3 separate regions of the Mus musculus genome follow, and regions 2 and 3 are each linked to region 1. The links are chromatin loops, found by intact Hi-C in ENCODE. Cell type or tissue: heart. All regions are shown on one strand.

Evidence for each region. Peaks named below come from ENCODE experiments on the same cell type or tissue, not always from the same donor. Only the 100,000 strongest peaks of a DNase experiment are listed, where the experiment ranks them.
Region 2: it touches region 1 in a loop (2.4-fold over the local background); 6 of 42 quality-filtered maps call a loop at or near these places.
Region 3: it touches region 1 in a loop (5-fold over the local background); 3 of 42 quality-filtered maps call a loop at or near these places.

What each region holds. Positions count from the first base shown.
Region 1 is chr9:72,108,515-72,116,514 of GRCm38, reverse strand. It overlaps Tcf12 (transcription factor 12), which reads left to right and starts at 4,696. Exons shown (of 21, transcript NM_011544.3): 1 at 4,696-4,939; 2 at 5,681-5,777; 3 at 6,767-6,839. The coding sequence starts at 5,703. In heart, no CTCF peak of the experiment used is centred here; DNase peaks (open chromatin) are centred at 4,634, 5,194 and 5,744; H3K4me3 peaks cover 3,091 bases; H3K27ac peaks cover 2,439 bases.
Region 2 is chr9:71,956,714-71,964,713 of GRCm38, reverse strand. All of the region lies in intron 5 of Tcf12 (transcription factor 12), which reads left to right. Among named protein-coding and RNA genes, the nearest start is that of Tcf12, 150 kb to the left of the region's middle. In heart, a CTCF peak has its summit at 4,496 (motif pointing right); a DNase peak (open chromatin) is centred at 4,843.
Region 3 is chr9:71,977,684-71,985,683 of GRCm38, reverse strand. The region is part of intron 5 of Tcf12 (transcription factor 12); the gene reads left to right. Among named protein-coding and RNA genes, the nearest start is that of Tcf12, 130 kb to the left of the region's middle. In heart, no CTCF peak of the experiment used is centred here; no DNase peak of the experiment used is centred here.

The DNA of each region.
Region 1 (8,000 bases):
CCATAGAGCCATCTGTTTAGGGCTAGGAGGTGTGCTCAATGGCAGAGCACTAGCATGTGTGAGTTTAACTTCTAGTACTGATTTTAAAAAAAAGTGAGGAAAGTGAGAAATAAAAAGTGTGGTGGTATGGAAAACTCTTGAACCATCATAAACATGTGTTTTGCATGGATGCACTAAGTAGGGAAGGGAATATGGAGATCAGAACCCAGGTCTTTTGGAAGAAGAGTAAGCGCTCTTAACTGCTGAGCCATCCCTCCTGCCCTAACCATTCACTTTCCAAGTGTTTATTGAAACTGAAATGTATGGCTAAGTATAATAAAACATTTGGTTTTTTTTTTCTGATGTTTGAATTTGTTTTGATTTTGATTTGTATGGATGGATGTTTTATGAAGTGAAAGAACCCGGTGGCAGTAGAGGGCATTGCATTTAAGATGGATTATTTGGGACCATCTCCTCAATTCTGGTGCTTTGCCTGGTGTCGGGACACAGACCTGCCATCCTAGTAGTTGGGAGGCAGAGGCAAGAGGAATGGGAGTTTTGAAGCCAGCCTGTACTGTATATTAGGTTCAAAAAGTAAAACCAAGCAAGCAGGGTTTTTCTGTTTTTTTTTTTTTTCTGTTTTTTTTTTTTTCTCCCTTTTTTTGATACAGGGTCTTTAGCTCGGACTGACCCCCTTCAGTCTCAGTTTCCATATACGGGGTTTCTACTCACCACCTGTCTTAGTTAGGGTTTCTATTGCTGTGAAGAGACATCATGATCAAGGCAACTTTTATACAGGAAAACATTTAATTGGGGTTGGCTTGCAGTTTCAGAGGTTTAGTCCATCATCATCATGGTGGGCTGCATGGCAGCGTGCAGGCAGACATGGTGCTGGAGAAGGAGCTGAGAGTTCTACATTTTGATCCACAGGCAACAGAAAAGAGATGGTACCACACTGGGCACAGCTTGAGCATATGAGACCTCAAAGTCCACCCCCACAGTGACACACTTCCTCCAACAAGGTCATACCTCTACCTTCTAATAGTGCCACTCCTTATAGGGCAAACATTCAAAAAGGAGTCTATGGATTCAAATCATGACATCACCCAACTCACTTTTTCCTGAAACCTGAATATAACATTTGTACAAGGCAATCCGATTATTTAAATGAGTATAAGTGATCCTAGGAAGGAATAGATAACTATTTTAACTTATTGGCATTCAAAGAGAAGATAAAGTGTTCATTACAAATTCTCAGGAATCGGGGAGATTCTGATAGAAAATAATGAGTTTATTGATGGTGATTTGTATACTCCATGTTACAATAGCTTGAACAAGCTCAGTTTTCAGTTGGTCCATGGTAGGAGTGCCATGAAGTAAAGGTATGACTTAATAAATTGTTACATAAAATTGTTTCTGTTTGCTTAAGGGGTCAGCTGCTCCCCCATGGAGCAGATAGAAAGAAGAGTTGTTAAGCACAAACCCTGCATCTTAGTAATACTAGGAGACCAGTCACTTTGTCTAATAGCAATTTGTTATACCCACTTCTAGCTTGACTTGAGTAGCTCTTTTCTCTTTCTTCTCCTCTGAGCTTTCTAGAACATTCATCTTTTAAAAAGGGGCCAAGGTCAAGTTAATTTCCCAAGGAAACAAAAAAGCCCACTGCTTTAGAAGCTTTTCTTTTGATTATGAATGTTTGTCAGGATAACTTGTTTATTAAACATATATGTGTTTCTGTGCAGAGCGAGATGGAAGCCATGCTGATAGAATTTCAGTGTCTGCTCATGGCAAGCTACAGTAGGACAGCAAAGCTTTTGAATGACAATCTTGTTGAGGACAAGGTAGATTTTAGACTTTTGGTTCCAAAAGCATTTAACACCATACCTTGACCATGTAAGAAATGTGTGCTAAATATTTTTTCAATATTTACTTATTGATATTAACTTAGTACTTACTGTTAATTAACAGGATTTTTGTTGCTAGTTCTTTCTCATATTCTCAATAGAATTCTAGCTCTATCCAGCATACTCAATAAATAATGTAATAAGTGCTATAAAGTTCAGATTAAATATTTTTTACATTTATTTACTTTGTGTGTATGTGTGTTAGTGCATGAACAACATACTATAGAATGTACATAGAAGTCCAAGGACAACTTTGGGATTTGGTATCTCCTTCAACCATGTACTTCCTAGGGATAGGACTCAGGTGGGGCCAAGACAAAAAACAAAAGTAAAAACAAAACCAACCAACTAACCAACCCCAAAATTATACAACAACAACAACAACCACCCCCACCCTCAAACCCAAGAAACAAATCAACCCACTTTGGGTTATGCAATATACCCAGCCCTAAAGCTCCACTTTCAATATTGAGTCTTCCATATTTTTCAGGAATAGATTTGGCCCATTATTGATGGGAATATTATTTCTTTATTTAGAAACACACAGATACCATTTGAAAGTATAAAAAATTTCATCCTCTAATTTCAAAATTCTAGCTCTCTTTTAAATAAAGCCACATGTACAGAAATATATTTACATATTAAGTAACTATAATAGAATGACTTGATATAGCTTAAAACAGAAGAAATAAATTCAGGTTACCATCAAGTCTAGTATCCTGGATACAATGCTAGGTGCTTATCAGTACCAACCCACAAGGAACTCACAATCTAATGACAAAACAACACACAAAATAAAATTGAATTTTCCACAATAGATATGAAAACCTTCCCCAGTCAGACTTTCAAAGTGAATCCTCTGATGTCCTCTAAAATAGCTGTGTGAGCAGTATAAGCTGCCTCTCCTTTGCCTTGGAAACAGCATACATCTCGCATGGTTTCATGCCACCCCTTCTTCTTGTAGTAATTATTTATCTCAATCAGGGGTTTCTACTCTGCTTTTGATCATTCAATTCTCAGACAAAAGACACACAACTTTTATATTTATAATGACCCTTTAATGTACTAGATCTGGTCAGATATCTACCTTCTAAGCTATTATGTCTACTTCCCTATCAATAACCCCGAGTTGTAACTTGCCACATTTCATCTGGCTGTCCTTAACTCCAAGTGGCCAGCTCTCATGGCCATGTTTTCATGATTCACCTACCCCATGGTGTGCTCTCTTCTCTCTACCTACTACCCTCTCCTCCTGGTTCCTGACTGGGAACCCCAAGCCCAAGAACCAAAACTCTGCCTATCTCTCTTCTGCTCATAGGCAGTGGGTATCTTTATTCACCAATCAGGGATAACTTGGGGACAAGGTTACCTAAGTGCAGATTCTCTCATCCCTGGGGGCAACCAGGCCAGTAGTTAGTATTACAATGCATAGCAGAAGACCAAACCTCAGCATCTTCCCTAGAGATTGTACCACAGAAATATGGCTTTACCAGTTACCTAATCAAATTTCCTGGTTGTTCTGTGACTGCTTTTTGCCTCACTTTTGTATACACCAAATTACGGATAACCAAACCCTGTTCATTTAATCAATGATGCTAGACTTGGCTCAGAACTGTTTGATTTATATTGGAAACATCATCAAAGATCAGATCTCTCCTTGCGAAGACTTTCTTCTTGTCTGTTTGATTTACTCTGGCTAGATCTTGAGTTTGGAAGATGACATTCATTTTTTTTTTTTATAGCATTTGCAAAAATGTTCTCAAAGACTTCAGCAAATTGCCTATTTGTATGTGGGTTAACCATCCGCTAGTCTTAGTTGGAAACGGGATCGTTATCATTTTTTAGGTGAAATCATGCTACTTTGTTTAGGATGGAGACACACTCCACAAGTTGCCAAAGCATGTATGTACCTAAGTGGGACTGGCTTTGGGGGTGAGTAGGCTACCATTAGTTCTGGAATGGTCTATACGGAGGTCCCACATATAAACCTTAATTTGCTTCTCTGGTTGGACAGCTCTGGTTGCAGTAAGTACAGCAATGGCACATTTAACTATCTTCTTTATATGAACTTCTGAGGCCAACGGCTCCTTCTTACAGTCAGGATACTCAAGAGTTGGCCACTGTCTTCAATTCGTTTCTTTGGATGCTTGTCTCGAGTGTTTCTTCTGCTTGGGCCTGGCTGGTCTTCTCTGTGCTCGCAGACCTCAACACAATCACCTTAGCTTCCCCTCAAGTAAACCTTAACTTCCAAGGCCGAATTTTTCCCCTTTTTCTTTGGGGCTTCTTCAGGCCAAGTTCGGAACTTGCTCATCAAGACTTAACTTCCTGGGGCTGTCTCTCTGGTTACAGCAAAGGCCAGGCGCAATCCTTTCCCAGAACTTGGTGTTGCAGCGCGGGGCTCAGGTGGGACGGCACGCTCAGGTGAGCAAGCTGATGAGCGCGGCGTGAGGGGCTTTGCGCTTTTCCCACAGAGTCCGCCCACCACAGCTGCGGCTCCACAGCCGGCCTCGCCTCCCGCGTCCGGCGTGGCTGAGCTCCGGAATGGCTGCGGGTGGCAGATCCAGATGCTGCCCAGCTGCGTCCCCGTCGCGGCACTTCGGGGCGCAGTGAGCTTGAGGAGACGGCCGCCGCCCGCCGTGGGCTTTGTCCGTCCGCCGCTCCGCCCCGCCCCGTGCCTCCCCGCCCCCTCCGCGGTCCCACTTCCTCGGCGCGGGAGGCGGGAGCGCGCCGGGCAGCGAGGGGTTAAGCCGACGCGCTTGAGGCGCGGAGGGATCCGGAGGCGAGCGGAGCTCGGTGCTGAGGCCGCCTCAGCGGAAAAAAAAAAAAATGTCCGCCTGAGGAGACCCACAAGTTCTATCGGGGGGACAGCCAGCCCGCCCGGGGAGCCACGGGCGGCTAAGCCCGAGAGCCGCCCGAGTCGCGCCGACTCAAGCACTCGCGGGGGCCCGAGGCAACGCAGCCGCCGGCGGCGCGTGGGGAGGGGGAAAGCCTGAGCCCGCGCTCCCGGCCAAAGTGAACTTTAATCGGGAAGGTTGGATGCGGAGCCCGGGCGGCAGGTAACCGCGGGCGGCGGGCGGGACGTGCGGAACTCAGGTCCCTTTGTACGGCGCGGAGCCCGGGGCCGCGTCCAAGTTGCGGCGCGCGGCGGGGCGGAGGCGCGAGCTGCGGGGTCCAGGCCCGGGCAGCGGCGCTCGGCCTGCGCGGCGCTCGGGGCTCGGCGCTCGGGGCCGGGGAGCCGCCGAGCCCGCCTCATTGTTCCGCGAGTCCGGGGCAGGGCGGCCCAAGTGGGAGGTGGAGGCCGGGCGGGAGTTTGCGGGGCGCGGACGCGCGTGGGGCGCTCTCAACCAAGCCGGGGACCCCCGCTGGGGACGTCCGGGCCGCAGACGCGGGCCTGCGAGCGGCGCGCTCCCCGCAACTTGTCAGCTCTATTGTTGCTGAGCGAGTGAGTCACTTGGTCTCCGGGTCGCCGCCGCTTTCTCGCTCCCTCGCTGGGCGCGGGCTCGCTCCGTACTCCTCCCCGGGGGCACCCCGAAGCCGAGCCACCTTGGAAACTTGCGGGAGCCACGGAGCCACGCGTGGGCTCCCGTGTCGGAGCGGCTTCCGTCACTGTCCTTCGGGTATGCGTGGGGATCTGGCGTGTCGCTCGGCGCCCCCCACCCCGAGCGCTGCCTCTCTCTCTCTCTCTCTCTCTCTCTCTCTCTCTCTCTCTCTCTCTCTCTCTCTCTCTCTCTCCCTCTCTCTCCTTCTCACGTCGAGCGTCCGGGTGTCCGCGGCTCAGCCTGTCTTCTCTGCCTTAGGACCTGCTAGAAGTGGCTGAAGATGAATCCCCAGCAGCAGCGCATGGCCGCGATAGGGACCGACAAGGAGCTGAGCGACCTGCTGGACTTCAGTGCGGTATGAGAGCTTTCCTCCGCATCTTGGGGTTCTGCTGAGGTTTCCCGAGATCGGGAGCAAGAGAGAAAAGGGGGGAAAGCGACATGGCAGCGGGCAACTCCATCTGCTTTTCAGCGCTAGTTCTCAGGGCTGGAGTCCAGCTCCCCCAAGTTGGACACCTGAACTTTGATGTAATGTCTAGACTTGCAGATTTCAAACTTTAATGCCAGAGGGGTCATTTGATTTAACTAGTTAAAAGAAGAACAATGTAATCATGAGCTCTGGTTGAGTCACTCCCTTCTGATAATTATTAGAGATTTTAGACTTTATATGAAAGAAAAAAAATATTTTTTTTCCTGAAGACTTCTCAGCATTTCCCTCCCCACGACTTCATTTAGCCTGTGGTACCTGAGAGATGCCAGCTTCAAAAAAGCCAACCCCAGCGCTAGAATTCCCAGCCTTGTGAGCTGACTGCTTTAAGTATACATATGCCGTCTGCATATGTAATATGGAAAATGATTTAAAAATAAAAGGTGAAGCTATAGAGCCCATTGCCCTTATTTCTTACTAATGGATTGAATTTCAACGTTAACTGCTCCTAGAAGGCAGGGCCAATACCTGCTGTATTAGAACTGTTATTATCTTTCCTGTATGTGGTAATTTCATCGGACATGATTCTGATTGCAAGTGCTTATTAAGTAATGTTAATGTAATGAGAATCACTTAGGGCCAAAGTGAAGATCATGGGTAAAAATTTACTGTTTAAACTTAATTATCTTGTAATCTTGCCTGTGGCTGGGTTTTCATAGCAAATGTCACCGGTTCTCTCAAGCAATATTAGTAAATAATATCACTTGTTATTGCCAGCCTTGGTCTGAATGGGTCTTCCATTTTTATTTCAAATTCTCTATGAAAATTAGGAACCTAATTGATGACACTTGGTGAACTTTTCTTTGCAAGGAATATAGAAGAATTTTAAGATTAATAGGTACATTTGGGTTATTTTGCAGATGTTTTCTCCACCTGTTAATAGTGGGAAAACGAGACCAACAACACTGGGAAGTAGTCAGTTCAGCGGGTCAGGTAAGACGATGTTGAAAATCAGAAATTTCTATTTCAGAGCACTGACATATTTTAGTAGAAAAGTCTATAAAGCATTTTAGTGCCTGCCACACCATTTTTTTACACTGTCCGGTTACAATTATAAACTACTAGCGCCTCAAACTTGGAGAGTTGTTCTGAAGATTGCTTGGATGTTTTAAAGAATTTTAGCATGGACTTAAAGTTGCTCTTTTTGTGAATGTTAAGATTGAAAATTGTCTTGAGCATGATGGATTGTGTCATGACTGTATTTAGAAAAGTGCTTGAAGAAAGCTTTGTGGTTCACGGGTGTTCCTTTTATATATGCAGACATTTAATATATCTTCAGATCATTAGTGTTATTAAATCCTAGGCTCTAAAATGGATAAAAGTATTGTTTAATCTATGTGCATAAAAAGTAGAATTGAGTCAAACAATAATTAATAAGTTGTATTTATTTTAAAAAATGGGTTTTACACTGTAGGAAATAAGTAATTTTGTGGATATTAATTTAAAATGATAATTCTATATTAAAATAAGGTCTTATTTTAAATGACATAGGGCCAAATTTTTGTCCTGTAATCAAATTATATTAGGATATTTTTTAAAGTTAGATTCCTAAGCAATATTATTAATGTTAAATTTGCTTGCTTTTGGTAAACTATGTCATATTACTAAATAGTGTCCCACTTTAAAAAAAAAAACTTACAATTTAAAAGTAAGTATTCCAGAGCAGGGATACAGAAGTTTAATTTGTTTCATTTCAACTTATTCTTCAGTGTCCAAGAGATGGGGAGAAGAGCATTGAGAGCATGGTCCTGAGAAAACTGGCTGTAGTGTGTCTGGGCAGGAGCCGCTCAGTCACTGCTCACTAGAGCAGTGCTTCTCGTTTACCCTAGCAAAATCATAGCTGCTTTCCAGAGGGCTGTGAGAGCAGAAAGCCTGGAAATTAGCTTAATTTTATAACTGGCTTAACATTTTATTCTACTTCTACTTCATGTTTAGAAAAATGTTTCTGTTGAAAATCACACATCAGTTTAGCTGAACTCCATTTTTAACTATGACACTGAAGCATGTCATTTAACAAATCAAAGAGGAAAATAAAAGCAATTTGATTGCATGTAACCTAAAGGCTAGTTGTAGTGTTCTTGAGGAAATACTCGC
Region 2 (8,000 bases), 150 kb after region 1:
TCAGGGAACCTGGAAACTGCCCTCTAGCTAGCAGATCTCCAGTATCCAGAACTTGAGCTTCCCACCTTCCAGAACTGTGAGGAATAAATGTTTGCTGTTGGGACTCAGCCAGAAGAAGTTGAGGCAGTTAGGGAACAAGCATCATCTATGAATATAAATTTGAAAAACTTCCCAAGGTATAGATATAGTGCTCCTTTCTCACTTACTATGTGGCATTTAACTTATTTATAGCAATTTAATATTGGCTATTTAAAGTTTTATCTGTCTTGATTACTTCCTAATAATTTCTAATAATTATATTACTCAGTTCAAATTAAGGAGGCTTTTTTTAAGGTTCTCTAATATGTATGCATGAAATTATTCATTATCTTCTCTGTAGGTTTTGGGTTTGTAACATATGCAGTGAGTTCTGCCTGATAACACAATTAACAGAGATACAGTGCTGTCTCTTCTGACTCCTGGGACTCATGGGTCCTGCTCAGTCTCTTCTGTGCCGTATGATTGGTCTAACTTGAGCATGCAGCAGTTTCTCCAAGCTTCCCTTCCCATCGTTGCCTGCCTTGTGTTTGCCTCTCTTATGAAGTATCACAAGCAGTCTTTGTCTACCAGTTTTTGCTTTCGCAAATACTTTTAAAGAAATTGAACAGCCCTGAACAGACGCATTGGCACAATTTCATGGAGCTTTTATTCTCTGTTGTTATATATATTGTGCTATGTTTTTCTTGTGTTACCAACTAGATTGGAAGTTAATTGTTACGCCTATCAACAGGTACACTTTTTACATAAACCAAAAAGGAGATAACCAGAGATTATGAAAATCATTACCAAGAATTAGAAGTTTTTAAAAAGTTTTTTAAAAGGCTCACCATCTAGTAATCCTATGGTATTTCTAATCTTTTATTCAATAAATATTTATATGTGATGTGTAGTATGCCAAGGACTGGGGGTCCAAAAGGAACATCATGGGTTAGGTTTTTCATGAATAGATGTTATATCGAATAAAACTGTCCTTTACTTTGGCCTTGCTGATCTCAATGTGCTACATAGCTATAATAGTATATATTAGTCATATTTAGGCCAGATATGACGCTAAGTCTTACCTATAATAAGTTCATACAGCCAGTGATACAGACTTCCTTCTTTTCATTTTACAGTTGAGGCATCTGAGGCTCAGGTAATGAATTTACACAGGACTTAACACTTTACACCGTAACTCTCCATTCTTTGTGATTTCTCCAGCTGTAATTTTGTGACTTCTGACTCCAAGTCCAGTATTTCCCTTTGCTTTCTCTCTGTAGCTTTATGTCTCTCTGTGCTGTGATCAGAGGTGGCTCTTCTCTCTTAAGGGAACTATCCGACCTGTGGTCAGCTCTATTAGAAAGGTTTTTATGATAAGCTTAAAAAACAAAACAAAAACCAAAAGCCCTCTTTCTAAAATTTTTCTACTTTTACCTAAATAATTTTAAGTCACATACCCCTTTAAGGTGTTTAAACTGTCAACCCACATTCCCACTCCTGAGATCTTTGCTTATAAATATATTGCATTATTTTAGATATCTTTAGAATATTTACTGTCTCTGTCACTATTGGTAAACAAATTTTAGGTTGCTTGTAGGCTTTGGTTTCAGTTTTGGTTTTTTTTTTTTTTTGTTGCTTATTTTTGTTTGTTTGTTTGTTTTACTATGGCCACAGAAAGGGTTGTACTTCCTCAAGATTAAAAAGATAAAAAGAGCTTGGGGTGACTGCTCAGCCATTAAAGGTGCTTTCCCACAAGGACCAGTGTTCAGATTCCAGAATCCACATAAATGCAGGCCATGGCACCTTACTGCATTTATCACCTTAGAAAATGAAGATTAGAGGTCCTCAGAGCAAGCTGGCTAGCCAGACTAGCTGAAAATTAGTGAGCTCCAGATAGCAAGTAACAATTGGTTATATACAAAGAGGTTGACCAAGTAATTAAAATATATTACAGATTGATGGTATCTGACTTTGAAGAAGAAAATTATAAATACAGAAGAAAGGAAACTAGAAAGAATCTTACAGTGTTGCATGGAGATATTAGTTTGAATTCATCGTTCAAAATACTAGTAGGAAGTACATAGCTATAACTAGGGCATGTGGGGATGTGTATATATCCCTGTGTCACCCACGGTCTGCTCACAGAGTCTGAAAGCCACAGAACCCTGGTACCATTCCTTCTGTCTAGATTTTGGCATCTGTATACCATTCTCTATCTAAAGGAGCCAGTACCCCTCAGAAATGGCTGTGTCTAGGGCCATGGCAGAAGAGTGAAAGTGAGTGAGGAGCATCCTTTTTTTGTGAGGAAAGGATGTGCTCAAAGAGTGATGACAGCTTCTTAGGCCTGGGAAGCCACTGACCTGATGCACTTTGTGAGGCAAAATACTGAACAGTAGCTATAGATTTATAAGCCCTTCTATAAAATAGCTAAGTTGTGTTGATATTAATTCAAAAGCATTATGAAAAATAGAATTCTTACTTTCCAATGAAATACTTACAAGTTAGTTACACAAGGTAGTTTTGCAGTTGGTCAGCACTGGCAGATACTGTCTTGATGTACTGACAGTTGATAATTCAGATTCACTTCCTGACAGAATAAATGCAGCAAGTCACATCACCTGAGATACACCTCCAAATCTGCATAGCCTGAGCTACTCTGGAGGAAAGCTCTGGCAAATGGAGAGCTGCTTTGGCCTGTGACAGCAAGGTCACAGCAGTTAGGACATGTAAGAGAGCCTAAGATGGTACAGGCTGTTTCCTAAAAAGTTATTACAAGACCACTCGAGCAATATCTGAGTTAAACAGTAAATATAGAAAGGTTAATTAGATCGTTTTGGTCTGTTGTACAGCACACATGTTCACGTACACACTAAAGATGTTTGAAGACAGTAGAATGATGTTCACAACTGACTTTTAAAATGGTACAGAAAGAAAAGTTTCTGTCCTTGTAACTTTTTTTTTGTTAAGTGTAGGACTTTACAAAATTAAAACAGTAACCAAAAAGATTGTTTAAAACCTAAATGGGAAAATCTCTGAATGAGTTTTTAAGATTGATGTTGAGAGCTGGAGAAATAAAGAGCTTGCCTAGAAGGTCTGAAAGAAGGTCCCAAGGACTCATAGAAAATCTTGGTGTGGTGGTGTTGGAGGCCACCTTAGCACTTGTGTGTAGGGTAGGGGTAGGAATCGGAAAATCTTTGGGACTCACTGGCCAGCCAGTATGACTAAATTGGTTACTTTCAGATTTCACTGTGTGCCCTTACCTAAAAAACTAAAATGTAAGGTGATAAAGGAAGACACCTGCCATCAACTCTGGCTTCTATACACATGTATGCGTGCGCACACACACACACACACACACACACACATACATACACACACATCATCACCATCATCATCATCATCACCATCACCACCACCAAATATAAGTAACAAATAAATTTAGTAAAAGCAATCTTGTGTTCATGAATAAGGAACAAAACCGTCTTCACCTATATTAGATTCTCCTGCTAGAGTCTTATAAATAGCCCGGCTAAGGACAGAATAACTAGAGAAACAAAAGTTTCCTAATGTGTAGCAGACTAGCTTGTAGGCATCCAGAGATCAGAAACGGAAAGGGATGGCTGGAGCTGCCTTGCTATAAGGAAGAACAGACGCTTAAGGAAGCAGAGGACTTTATCTGGGTGTGGTGCCTGAGTCCTATTTGCAAGAAGAGATTAGGGTTTTCATATGGAGTTTTTGTTTGTTTGTTTGTTTGTTTGTTTGTTTGTTTGAGAAATTCTGCTTTTAAACAGATAAATGATTTCAAGAATTCATACTTTAAACATAAAATGATTGTTTCAGAGTCGCCCCCCTCCCCCCAGCTGGCCCTAAACCCTGAATTCCTTCCACAGCTTCATAAATGCTAGGATTACAGGTGTGCATCCTTCCCCAGTACAAAGTAATCCTTATGCTTCAGTGACCGACTTTGATGCTGTGCTGCAATGCTTGTAACTTAAAAATGATGTATTAATTATGGGTACCTCTTACATTTATATTCTCCATTTAGTATGAATTTGTTTTTCATATAAATAAAGCACAGAGCTTTTTATATAGTATGGTGAGGATAATCAATAATTAATGTCATGAAGTTACAGAGGAACCAGTACCAAAGGAGAGTGTAGCTGATGGTCACAGGTTTCTTTTTTGCTTTTTTAAAGCTTTGTCACTATGTTTCAATATTAAGTGCAGTTTAAATAAAATTAACTAATATATCTGTAAATTTATTAGATGATATTTTCCTTACATTATAGAGAGCTCTTGTTAAAAATCACATACTTAATAGTCACTGTGTTTATAATAAATTTGTATTTTAAGTTAGAATAACTTCTAATTATCAAATTCTCTTAAATTTATATGAGATTTAAAAAAAATTTTTTTTAAAGCCAAAGCTTAGGACTCTAAGTACTACAACATTTAGTTGAGGAAGAACTTCCAAGACACAAGGGGGCACTGTCTTTCTATAATCTGAATGAATTTTACCTAGCTTTTTCCTTACTGTAAATGTTCTTCTTTCCCCAAATTTTTCTTCATAATCATATAAGCTAAAATATTATTTGGCTAAATCTACAATACTCAAACCCATTGTAAGCATTCCTAGTTTACAATTCACCATGCCAGTAGCATAATGCTGAACCTTTTCATGTGTTTACATGAGTTTGAGAACGGCGAATGATTGGCAGGTTGGAGGTGGTCAGCACACTCGGCTGTTGCTGTGTGGGTCTGGGTGGAGACTGCTGTAGAACCATTGGGTTGCTCTGGGGAGTACAGCGACTATGCTTGCAGAGCAGCAGGATAAAGACTGCACTGTTCCAGCTGCAGCTGCATTTTCCATCAAGTATCGCGTTGGTGCTGATGACTGTTTTGTTTTTATTGTCATGGAAACTTGGATCTGTAGAATGGATATTCTATTCATCTGGGAAAATAGCAATTCCTTGCATAAAACATAGGGCCTTCCAGAGCAGTTCCTTAAAATAGATATTCCCTGAGTATGATCCAAAAATTTGAGGAAGTAAGAGTGGAAGAAAGCAGTCGTCTGACCACTTGTTCAGAATTAACGGATAACTACATTAAGCTCATTACTTGCCATTAGAAATTTGAAAGGCATGGCATTTATTTAGTCAGTGTAATTGCTATCTGCCCTCTAGACATTTCTTTCAGATATTAAGATCTGTTGGGAATTCTGAACCTATGTCCTATTAAGCAATTGCTTAACAAACAGCCCTTTTAACTTCATGCTGCTTATCTGTTATAATCTTCCACTCAAATGTCTTTCGTCATGGAACACTTTTTAAGGAGCTTTACTCAAAATGAAGAAATGCTACTAGAAATTATTATTCGTTTTGGGAATGAAAAGAAAGAACAGAATTAACGATGAGGTCAAAAGGTCCTTATACATAGCTTTATGAGTTGTGAATAGAAAGGAATAACCACAAGCCATTTTCTGTGTAGTCCAAGGGAGCTCTAATTGTAGTTAGTGATTTAGAAAATACAAATGTTTAGTAAATGATAATAACATGCAGATGAGGCCAGTGTGAGTTAAAAGAATTCTCAAACTTATATTGAGAAGAGGGATAGTTATGTTATGACAGCCTATTGAAAGTTATTGGTGAGGCTTTCTACAGGGTAAGGCTTTTTAACATCTTAAAAAAATAAGAGAGAAATGTCAGAGTGCCAATGTTTTAAGTAAGAAAGTCAGTAATAACCTATGACAGGAAGTGTCATTTGAATGGGACATGGAAGTTCTTCCCAGAGAATGGTTGTGCCAAAGGGCTATTGAGCCCTGTAAACTTCAGTAGAGCAGAGGATTTGAAATGTAAAAAAAAAAAAAAAAAAGACACATACAAATCTATAAAAATGCTCAGATAGAAGGGCAGAGGAGATGGCTCCTTTGAAAAGGTATTTATCACACAGGTGTGAGGATCCCAGTCCTAGAGAGGTAGAAACAGGAAGCTTGCTGGGATTCACTGGCCTGCCAGTTTAGCAAGTGTGGGATCTCAAAGACCCAATGGGCCACAGACAACATTGTGTGATGAGATCACAAATATATTTGTCTACATTGGCTATAATACTTATTTTTTAACTTATTTTTTAAGTGTAAGGATTTTTTATTTGTGCATATATTTATGTGGAGCTGGGGTAGCTGTGTGAGGTAATTAGTTGTAGGTGAGTTCAGGTGTTTTTAGAGTTCATGGGCCTCAGGCCCCAGTGTGGAGCTAAAGTTAGAGGCTGTTGTGAGCCATCCAATCTGAGTGCTGAGAACTGAACTTAGGCTCTCTGCAAGAGCATTATGTGCGCTATTAATCACTGAGCCATCTCTGCAGCATCTTAAGTATAAGTTTTAGTGTCGGTTTTAAAACTATGTTTTACAGAGCTTAATTGCTTTATTGTATGTGTGTGTGTGTGTGTGTGTGTGTGTGTGTATGTGTGTATACATATATATGGAGAGAGAGAGTCTGATATAGGTAAACAATTTTCAAAGTCAATGTAATTCCTATCCAACAGAGAGATGTGCTTTAAGAATGACTTCTAAATAATATGATTTACTAACATCTTGTACAAATACCTATAACAAGAATTTTTAAAACTTGCACAACTATGTGACATTGAAGTTAACTAACCAAAAGCTGATTGCAGAAAACTCGGAACTGGGCATTCTGTGAGTGAAATGAAGAGAGAGAACTGGACTGTCTCCAGCTTTGTAACCTTTGGTAAATAACTCCATGCTTTACAGAAGACAATATTCATAAAGCAAGCAGTTTGTTGCTCATTCACATGTGTCAGCTCACTTTAGTGAGATTTCCAATGCCATGTAAAGTATCTCTCAAATTAGAGACCAGAATCTCTTTACAACATTTTAAAATAGAAACATTAAATAAAATTCTAGATTTTCTAAAAGTTTTGTTTGTTTGTTTGGTTGGTTGGTTGGTTTTGGCATCAACTGAATTATGGCAAAATGTTACAGAATAAGTAGCTGGGGTTTGGAAGGCAGACAGGTGAGGAGGAACTTGGTATTTGCTTTGGTTTCCTGAGTGCTGCTCTATGTGCACAAGTGAGGCAGTTTAACTTGAGAGCAAGGAGAAATTCCCCACATAGGAATACAATGAGTAATTGCTGAAACTCAGGTGAAGCTGAAAAGATTTTTTCCATCTAAAGCTGTTGTGTTGGCAGAAGTAAATTAGTACTGTCCTGGACGTACTGCAACAAACTTAAAGGCAAGCCTGGGAAAGGACTAAACTAATTCCAAGGCACTTGACTGTTGCCTGGCATTTTTTAAGGAATACAGCAAAATCTAGCACCCCAAGTACACATTTTCTAAGACCTAGCATTGACTTATATATCACTAGGACATAAAATGGATTGGGGAATTTGAAAAACATTCATCCCAGAAAGTATGTAGATGTGGAACCAACAACGAAGGATATTGAGGTAGCTGTTAGAAATGTGTTCATCAGCTCAGGTATGTAGAGGAGATGGTGATGCCAAAGGAGAGAAACTCATGGAATTTCTGAGTGAGAGTATATTATCTGGAAGGAAATGTGGAGGATGAGAGTGACTGCCAAGTACTTGCAGCAGCAGCAGCTTTTCTGATCCATGAGAGCTGAGTTGCAGATATTTGACTTAAACCCGAAGGAGAAGGCACATTTGGTGGCTAATGTCTATCTATATCTCAGTACTCAGGAGGCTAAGGCAGAGTTACTGCAAGTTTGATGCCAGTTTGAGCCACAAAGTAAAACTGTACACACACACTCACACACACACACAGACAGACACACGCACACACACTGCAGGTCAACATGATACACAAACTAGAAAAAGCAAGCACTACCCCATCCTCAATGAATAAAAGTAGGTAAAATGACAGCAAGTTTGCAGATCTCCGGAGTGCCAGTTACCAGCTACCATCTTTCCAGTGATTGGAAAGAGCTATGGGAATCTTAGCAAAT
Region 3 (8,000 bases), 130 kb after region 1:
AACAGAGCAGGACAGTTTTATTTACAGCATTAACATGTCTTTTCCATTGTTTTATTGAACATTTTCACATGCTTCTGTCTCTGTTTCTGCTTCTCCTTTGCTCCATACTGGCTTGACATTTTCATTTTTAGTGACTTGATTTAAGAAAAAATTTAAGAAAATATTAATTAATGAGTATACCTATAAATAATACTGAAAGTGGTCCAAGCCTGAGGGGTATGTGTATGGCAGATTTGGGAACTAGGGTTATAGTTTATCTTTGGCTATGTTTGCTTTCCTAGCATTCTGGGCTGCCTGACAGATTTCTGAGCTGAATTACTAAGACTTTTTTGTGAACTAAGTCAGATTTCCATAGTGATCCTTAGTTTCCTGAGTGTTGGCAGGTGATAGGTTTCATTTCCTTGACAAAAATGAAGAAGGCACAGGCAGCTTCATCCCAGGACGCTGGTCTCCTGTGCTGGTCTCCCAGCAATAATGTCCTCAGTGTGCTTAAGTCCTAGCTCTCGGAACTATTAATTTTTCCTTTACTTGGCCACACCATCATGATTTTATACTTTGTGATGGCTGCGCATTGTCTTACCAGGAAGAATTACAAGCTGGATGAGAGAGTGGAATACAGTGGTCACATAGATTCCACTGGGAGAGTATGCTTACAAGCCTAGGATCAATGGCCTTGGTGTGCAGGGAAACCTGAGAAGTGTGGTCTGAGGCTCTGCTCTTTCTCCAGTAGGATAGCTCAGAAGTCAACGAGGCTGAAAAGTTTTCAGTATTTCTGTAAGTTTAATTTTCCTGGATTCATAAATATGATATATATCAAGTGAAGTTAAAGCAAAAAGCAAATGAATTGATTTTGTGCTACTACACTGGGTGAACCTGCAGTTATAATGAGTACAGAATTCATGAAAATAGAAAATTATTATATAGTAGCTTTTAAACCCAAACAGCATACTGCCTAACAGTGAGCCTCTGATCAGCCCTGATGGTAGACTAAGTTTTATTCTATTACTTTTCAATCCAAAATAATTTCTAGAAAGCAAGTAGTTGTCTCTTTTCAGAGATGAATTGAATACTTGTGGTATTTCTGATAAATATAGAATATCCTATACTTAAAAATACTTACCTGCATAATAACAGTTGAAGATTTTATCTTGTAGCACTTTAAATAAATATTATGTATATCTATAATGTACTATAGATATATACTCTGATTTTTTTGTTTTTTGTTTTTTGAGACAGGGTTTCTCTTTATAGTCCTGGCTGTCCAGGAACTCACTTTGTAGACCAGGCTGGGCTGGCCTCAAACTCAGAAATCCCACTTCCTCTGCCTCCCGAGTGCTGGGACTAAAGGCATGTGCCACCACTCCTGGCTTACTCTGATTTTTAAAAGCAGGTTCTGACTAGTTTCTTTTGGTTTTGCTTTAGTTTGATGTCCACTTTTCAAAGATGCTTCCTAAAAAACAAGAAGGGCCAGAGAATTGGTAAAGTTGGTTGAATGTTTGCATTTCATGCAAAAAGTCTTGGCTTCAGTTTTCAGCATTATATAAACTGTTCATAGTGGCACATTCCCATAATTCCTGCACTTGGGAAGTTGTGGCAGAAAGATCAGAAGTTTGAGGTCATCCTCAATTGTATAGCAAGTTTCAGTTTTAGCCCAGGCTGAGCTATCTAAAACCCTTTCTCAAACAAGCAAAAAACACTACCTCTTTTCTCATACTAAACCTTATAAGTAAATATGTAATATGTAATTGATCTCTGCATTATTTTCAGGTATATTGAAAGACCTCTGAGTTTTCACACAGCATCTAGTATAGCATACTCTAACTCCATGTTACTGGAGAATATTGCTCATTTAGTCAAAAAAAGAAAAAAAAAACCCAAAACCTAAAACTCCAAACTACCCCTCCCCTTTATTCACCTACTAGAAAAAGCTCAGTTGCTGAAAGTTAAATTTCTCTCTGATAATGCTAGTTTCTTGGTCAGATTCTGTCTTATCTGCTAACGTACCTTAAAACAGGTATCATCTCCCAGTCTTGATTTGTTATCTGATCATCTTTCTCATTCCACTGTGAGTCGTTTATGCTTACTGGAAGTTTCCTTTGATAAGGCCCCCGTGGGTGACTTAAAGATTATGGAGATTCATTGTAATAATCTTTGATTGAGTTTGTCCAACATTATAGTCTGTTTGGGGGCAATGTATACACCCTTTTTTAAATGGAAACAAATCTCTCCTCACCTTTTTTATCCATAGACTTACTAAACATTTATAAAATACCTCAAATGTGCAAATTCTAATAAACTTTGAGGAGAAAGGAGTGATTAGTGAACATTTTCACTGTTAATAGTTTTTGATCATCCAAGAATGTAAACTACTAAATGCAGCCTCTAAGAGAGAGTACCACTTACAGAAATACCACCATAATTCAGTGTATGAAATTTTATATTTCCTTAGAGTTGATCTCCTTAAGATTGTCTTACCAGGGCTTCCAACAGTGGTTCAAGTACACTGCGATCCCCTGTTGAGTCTGAGGAACATTTGTGTTTTGGTGAATGAGTGAACACAGGAGTGTAATTAGAAGTAAGGTCAGTTTTCTGCTTAGTGATCTCATGGAGTGAAAGAGTAAAAACAGCTGCAGAGAGCATCCCAGGGGCAAAGTGCTGATGGAGAGATGTGTCTCTAATATGATTATTCACTGCATCTGAGGTGATAAATTGATTGGCATAGAAGATTCTGTTATGGTCAGTGTTAGCTTTTTCTTTTTCTTTTTTTGGTTCAGAGAACCATGTGTTAGGATTGCTTTATCCTTTTTTTAATTTTTAAAATGTTTGAGATAGGATCTCTCTGTATAGCACAAGCTTGCCTCATTTAACCGCTGGATCCTCTTACCTTAGCTTCCTAAATGACTTTATTTAAGGTCTGGGCTACCATACCTAGCCAAATACGAATCTTTTCATATTTGTTTGCTTGCTTGTTTGAGGAATTTTAAATTAAGTACTTTTCCTTAACATCAAATTATCTAACTGAAATCAGAGCAATTAAATGAGCTTACTAATCTCATTTAACAAGTAGTGTTCTGCTTTTAAAAGGAGATAGTGTTCATAGATGAGGCTGTATTGTGTTCTGGGATGAGTAGGTTGATTACATGGGGAACTCTGAACTTCTGTTGAGGTGTACACAGCTCACTGGCTGTCTCGAGTATATTTTCATTGCTTTTAAGTCAGCTTCAGATACAGATTCTTGGTACATTTTCATTCATATTAATAGTAGATACCTATAAGCATGGAGTTGGTTAGTTACTTGCTATTCAAGTGAAAAAAATAGGTAGTTTCATTTAATTATTGGATTAGAATCAAAGCCATATTTAGCTCTCTTTACTTGTTTACTTGAGTAAGGCGAAAGGAAGTAGCATTTCATGCAGGCCTGTCACTGCTCTGACCCTGCATTCGATAGCTCTGTAAAAGTGTTATTTTTTAAACCTTTGAAACTCAGAGAGTTTATTGTATTTTCTTTTTCTTATTTTTCTGTGGTAACTGCTATTACAATTCTATGCTTCAGTGTTTTGAATAATAATTTTATAGAGATATGATACACTATAATAAAATTTTCCCTTTTAAAGTACCCAGATCAATGGTTTTTAATATCTTCAGACTTATGTAATCATTTCCTCTGTCTGGCTTCAGAACACTGAAACCTATTCCAGAAGAAACCTCGTTCTTACGAGCACTGAATTTCTATTCCGTTCAGCCCTGGCACCAGCTAGTTTCATTCTCTCCGTGGACTTGCTTATTTTGGGCATTGTACATAACAAATCATAAATGAAATGGTTTTTGATGAGCTCTTTTCACTTAGCGTGGTTCCAGGGTTTATGACTATATTCCCTTGTATGAATATATGACATTTTATTTACCTACCCATCATTTAATTAAAGTTTGATTTGTATTACCTTCTGGTTGTTACCAGTGTAGTGTACACTTTTGTAGACATGTTTCCAATTTTTTGTATATAATTATGTATCGTTTTAAGTGAAGTTTATTCTGAGAAATATGTCCTTATATACAAACATAGAATATATTTAATTAAACAGTGTGGCCTCTTGATGTATTCAAAAGATGTGAAAAATGGAAGACGAATAAGGCTTCTGCCAGTTAAAAACTGTGGTGTTTAATAGTGTACTATAAAAGTATAAGGGATACTCTCAAATATGGAGGCATTTACCACACCTGTGCACACTTGAGAGGCAAAGGCTGAGAATCTTTTGAGCTAAAGAATCTAAGACCAGATTGGTCAACACAGTGAGATCCTGACCTCAAAAGAAATTAATAGTAAAAAGTAAACAAACAGTAACATTATTTTGTTCCTCGCATTGTTGGGCATGATGGGCTGACTTTCCCTAGTTGTATGTGCTGGACCTTGATACCATGGCAGCACAGGACAGGTGTGCTGCACCCACATCACAGTGAGCACATGACTGTCACATTTCCTTATGACTTGACGATGGCACTTAAAGCCCTGTTTTCTGACTCATTATTGTCTAGCTCATGACTATACCTAGGTCAACTCTATTGAATCAGATGAGGAATTGCCAGAGTTTTACAAACTCATTTCGGCTCTTAATATTTTTTTTCCAAAATTCATCTTTAACTTTAAACATCATAGTAAGTGGAGACCTCCCTGAAATATTGATGTGCATTTCCTTCATGACTAATAATTCTAGGCAACATTTCATGTGCTTGCTGCCCATGTTCCTTTTTAGTTTGGAGAAATGTCACCTTGGGACCTATGCTTCAACTCTGAATGGAGATAGCACTTCTGGCCTGTTTTCTTGAGATTGATGTGATGAGAGGGTGTGTCTGATGTTCAGCGTGGCCTAGCACTTAGGAGAGAGACATTTCCTAAGTGATTATTACTTCCTTCCCGTTCCATCTCAAACCTCACAGTTGAATAGGCTGAGGTTTAGAGGGAGGAGCCACATAATTCACCAGAGTTTATTGGGTAAGTGTGAACACTAGTTGCAAATTTACAGCTTTCATCTTGCTTCTGGATTCAGCAGTGTTCTCACTATAGCTCTCCTCTTTTGCCCTTGATGAAGTTTCTCCATGAAACTCTGTCTGTAGGTCAACTTAATTATGCAGCTGTTCTTTATATCTTTGCTGCAAAGCAAACATAACTGGTTTAAATTCAAAGTTGAATTTAAGAAAATCTTTCTTTCAATTGACTTGCAATATGTTGTACCTAAGTAAACACATGACTGTCTTTTTCTTACATTCTCACCTCTCTAGGGTAAAATTCCGTAACAGGTGAAAGGCTCAATTTGGATATATGTCTTACATGACCACAAGTGCTGCATCAGCTAAAACTGTTGAGAAGCTCTGGTTTCCGATGATGATATATATCACTGCTAAACTAGTCTGTGTCTGGTTTATAATGCACAGGACAGCTGACTTTGATTGACCATTTGGTTTGTTTGTGGAGTCTAGAGAAGTGTCTGAAAATCATGTACAAAATGAATTTCTCTTAAACATTGTACAACTAACTATAGAAAAAGGAAAGGAAAAAAAATCTTTCCAAACAGAAGAGAAACTAACTCTTCTGGTTTGATTGTATTCTGGTTTTCTAAGGTGTATTAAAGGGAGACAGTTGAGGAATACATTAAGCCATACCTGCATTTAATTCTTTCCATAAGAGAGCCATCGCTTATAGCTGCCTCTTGTGAGGCTATGCCAGTGCCTGGCAAATACAGAAGTGGATGCTCACAGTCATCTATAGGATAGAACACAGGGCCCCCAATAGGGGAGCTAGAGAAAGTACCCAAGAAGCTAAAGGGGTCTGTAACCCTATAGGAGGAACAGCAATATGAACTAACCATTACCCCCAGAGCTCGTGTCTCTAGGTGCATATGTAACAGAAGATGGCCTAGTCAGCCATCATTGGGAAGAGAGACCCTTGTTCTTGCAAGGATTGTATGCCCCAATACAGGGGAATGCCAGGGCCAGGAAGTGGGAGTGGGTGGGTTGGGGAGCGGGGGGAGGGGGTTTGGGGAGGAGATAAGGGACTTTTGAGATAGCATTTGAATTGTAAATGAAGAAAATATCTAATAAAAATTGTTTAAATAAAAAAAAAAAGATAGCCATCAGTTTTCATATGAAAGACTGATCTTTTAAAGCAGTAGTTGAGATCAGTAATGATTACAAGTCAAGATAAGAGCTTTAGAAAATGTCTTAATTTGAGTACTTTGGATTAGAATGTTTTTATATTAATATTAAATTATGTGAAAAAATATAGTGTACGTTGCCAGATATGTCTTATGCATATAATCTTCAGATGCCTGAGATGTGTCTTTCTAATTTTCTTAATTAATTAATTTATTTATTTACACCCCAGATTTTATTCTCCTCCTGTTCCACCCTCTGACTGTTCCACATCTCATATCTCCTCCTCGCACCCCTGTCTCCATGAGAATGTCCCCACCCCCCCACCTCACCAGACCTCTAAACTCCCTGGAGCTTCCAGTCTCTTGAGGGTTAGGTACATCTTCCCTGACTGAACCCAGACCGGGCAGTCCTCTGCTGTATGTGTGTTGGGGCCTCATATAAGCTGGTGTGTGCTGCCTGGTTGGTGGGCCAGTGAGATGTGTCTTTCAAATCAAGAAATCAACACTTAGAAAACTTATGAGATTGATTGAGAAGTCACAAAGTTAATGTCACAGAGATGGGATTCTGCCTGACTCCCGAGCTCTTCTGTTGTTTTGCCTTTGAATAGCATTTTGTATTCATGCCAGCTAAACAATTGAAAGTTCAGTTTTATACCTCACTTCCTGAAACATCATTAACAGGCAAACTTTTTAAAATGTTTTTTGTTGGTCAGTAAGACATGCTATAGTTATAGCCATGAACACTGTTGAATTGTTCCTGCTGGTTTGGAAAAGACCAGTGACCATTTTTCTTCTTTTTCCCCTTGTCTGTTAAATCAGTATAGTAATCTACAGCTTATTTCATTTTGTTGCAGTAGCTCTAACACAGCACTGCATGAAAAGCAAATTTCTGTGTAAATCATTTCAGGAATTTATTTGGAGGTGTTTTTTGCTCATTTTGTTATTTGAGAGTGGTATTGTTCCTGTATTTGTGAAACAAGGTCACTTCAGCTCTGTATTACTTTGACTTATTCCTTTTGTTGTTGGACATTAAACACAGTGCATCCTGAGCACATATCCTACCATTGAACTTCAGTTCTCATACTCGTATTTTGCTGAAGGAATGGAATTCATTTACCTCCTCATGAAAAGAACCCCTGAGCATCCATCCTTGGTGCCTGCTGTTAACAACACACACATATCAGAACGCCCCTTGCCACACTTTGGAATTGGCATATCTCCTTGTCAAGCATGTCCTGAATACTTGAAAAATAACTAGACAGTGTTTTAGTGCTTTTTAGCTGTGTCAGGCTGCAGAGGAGGACCATGAATTAGGACAAATGCTAACATTCTTTCTAGTTACTGGTTTTATCTAGCTTGATAAAAGCTACATAACTACAGGCTGTCCTTGTCTTCCTGCTGTTTGGCTTACAATTTTTACTTTATAAGGTTTAGTATGCGTTCAGGGAAACGGTTCTGAGTTTTGATTTTGATGTTTTCCTAGGCTAGTAGCATATCATTAACATTATCCTGGTGAAGTTGAACAGAGGTGGCAAGCTGTAAACACATCACCTTAACAATAACTTAAGGGTAATTTGCCACTAAGATTTTTTTGTTAATAGAAAATACTGTCAGATATACCTTTATTATAAAATAGGCTTTGCACTAGATTTTGTCCAATGATGGGCTATAATGTAATGTGAGTGATTTAAGGTAGACAAGCTAAAATATGATGTTTAGTAGCCTCGATGTTGGAATGCATTTTTATCTAGTAATACTTTTATTTATAGTGGTTTTGCCAGAATATAAAGTCGTAATCAGGAGCGTCTCTAACAGTTAGGACTTGACATAAAATCTTAAGTAAACTGTCTG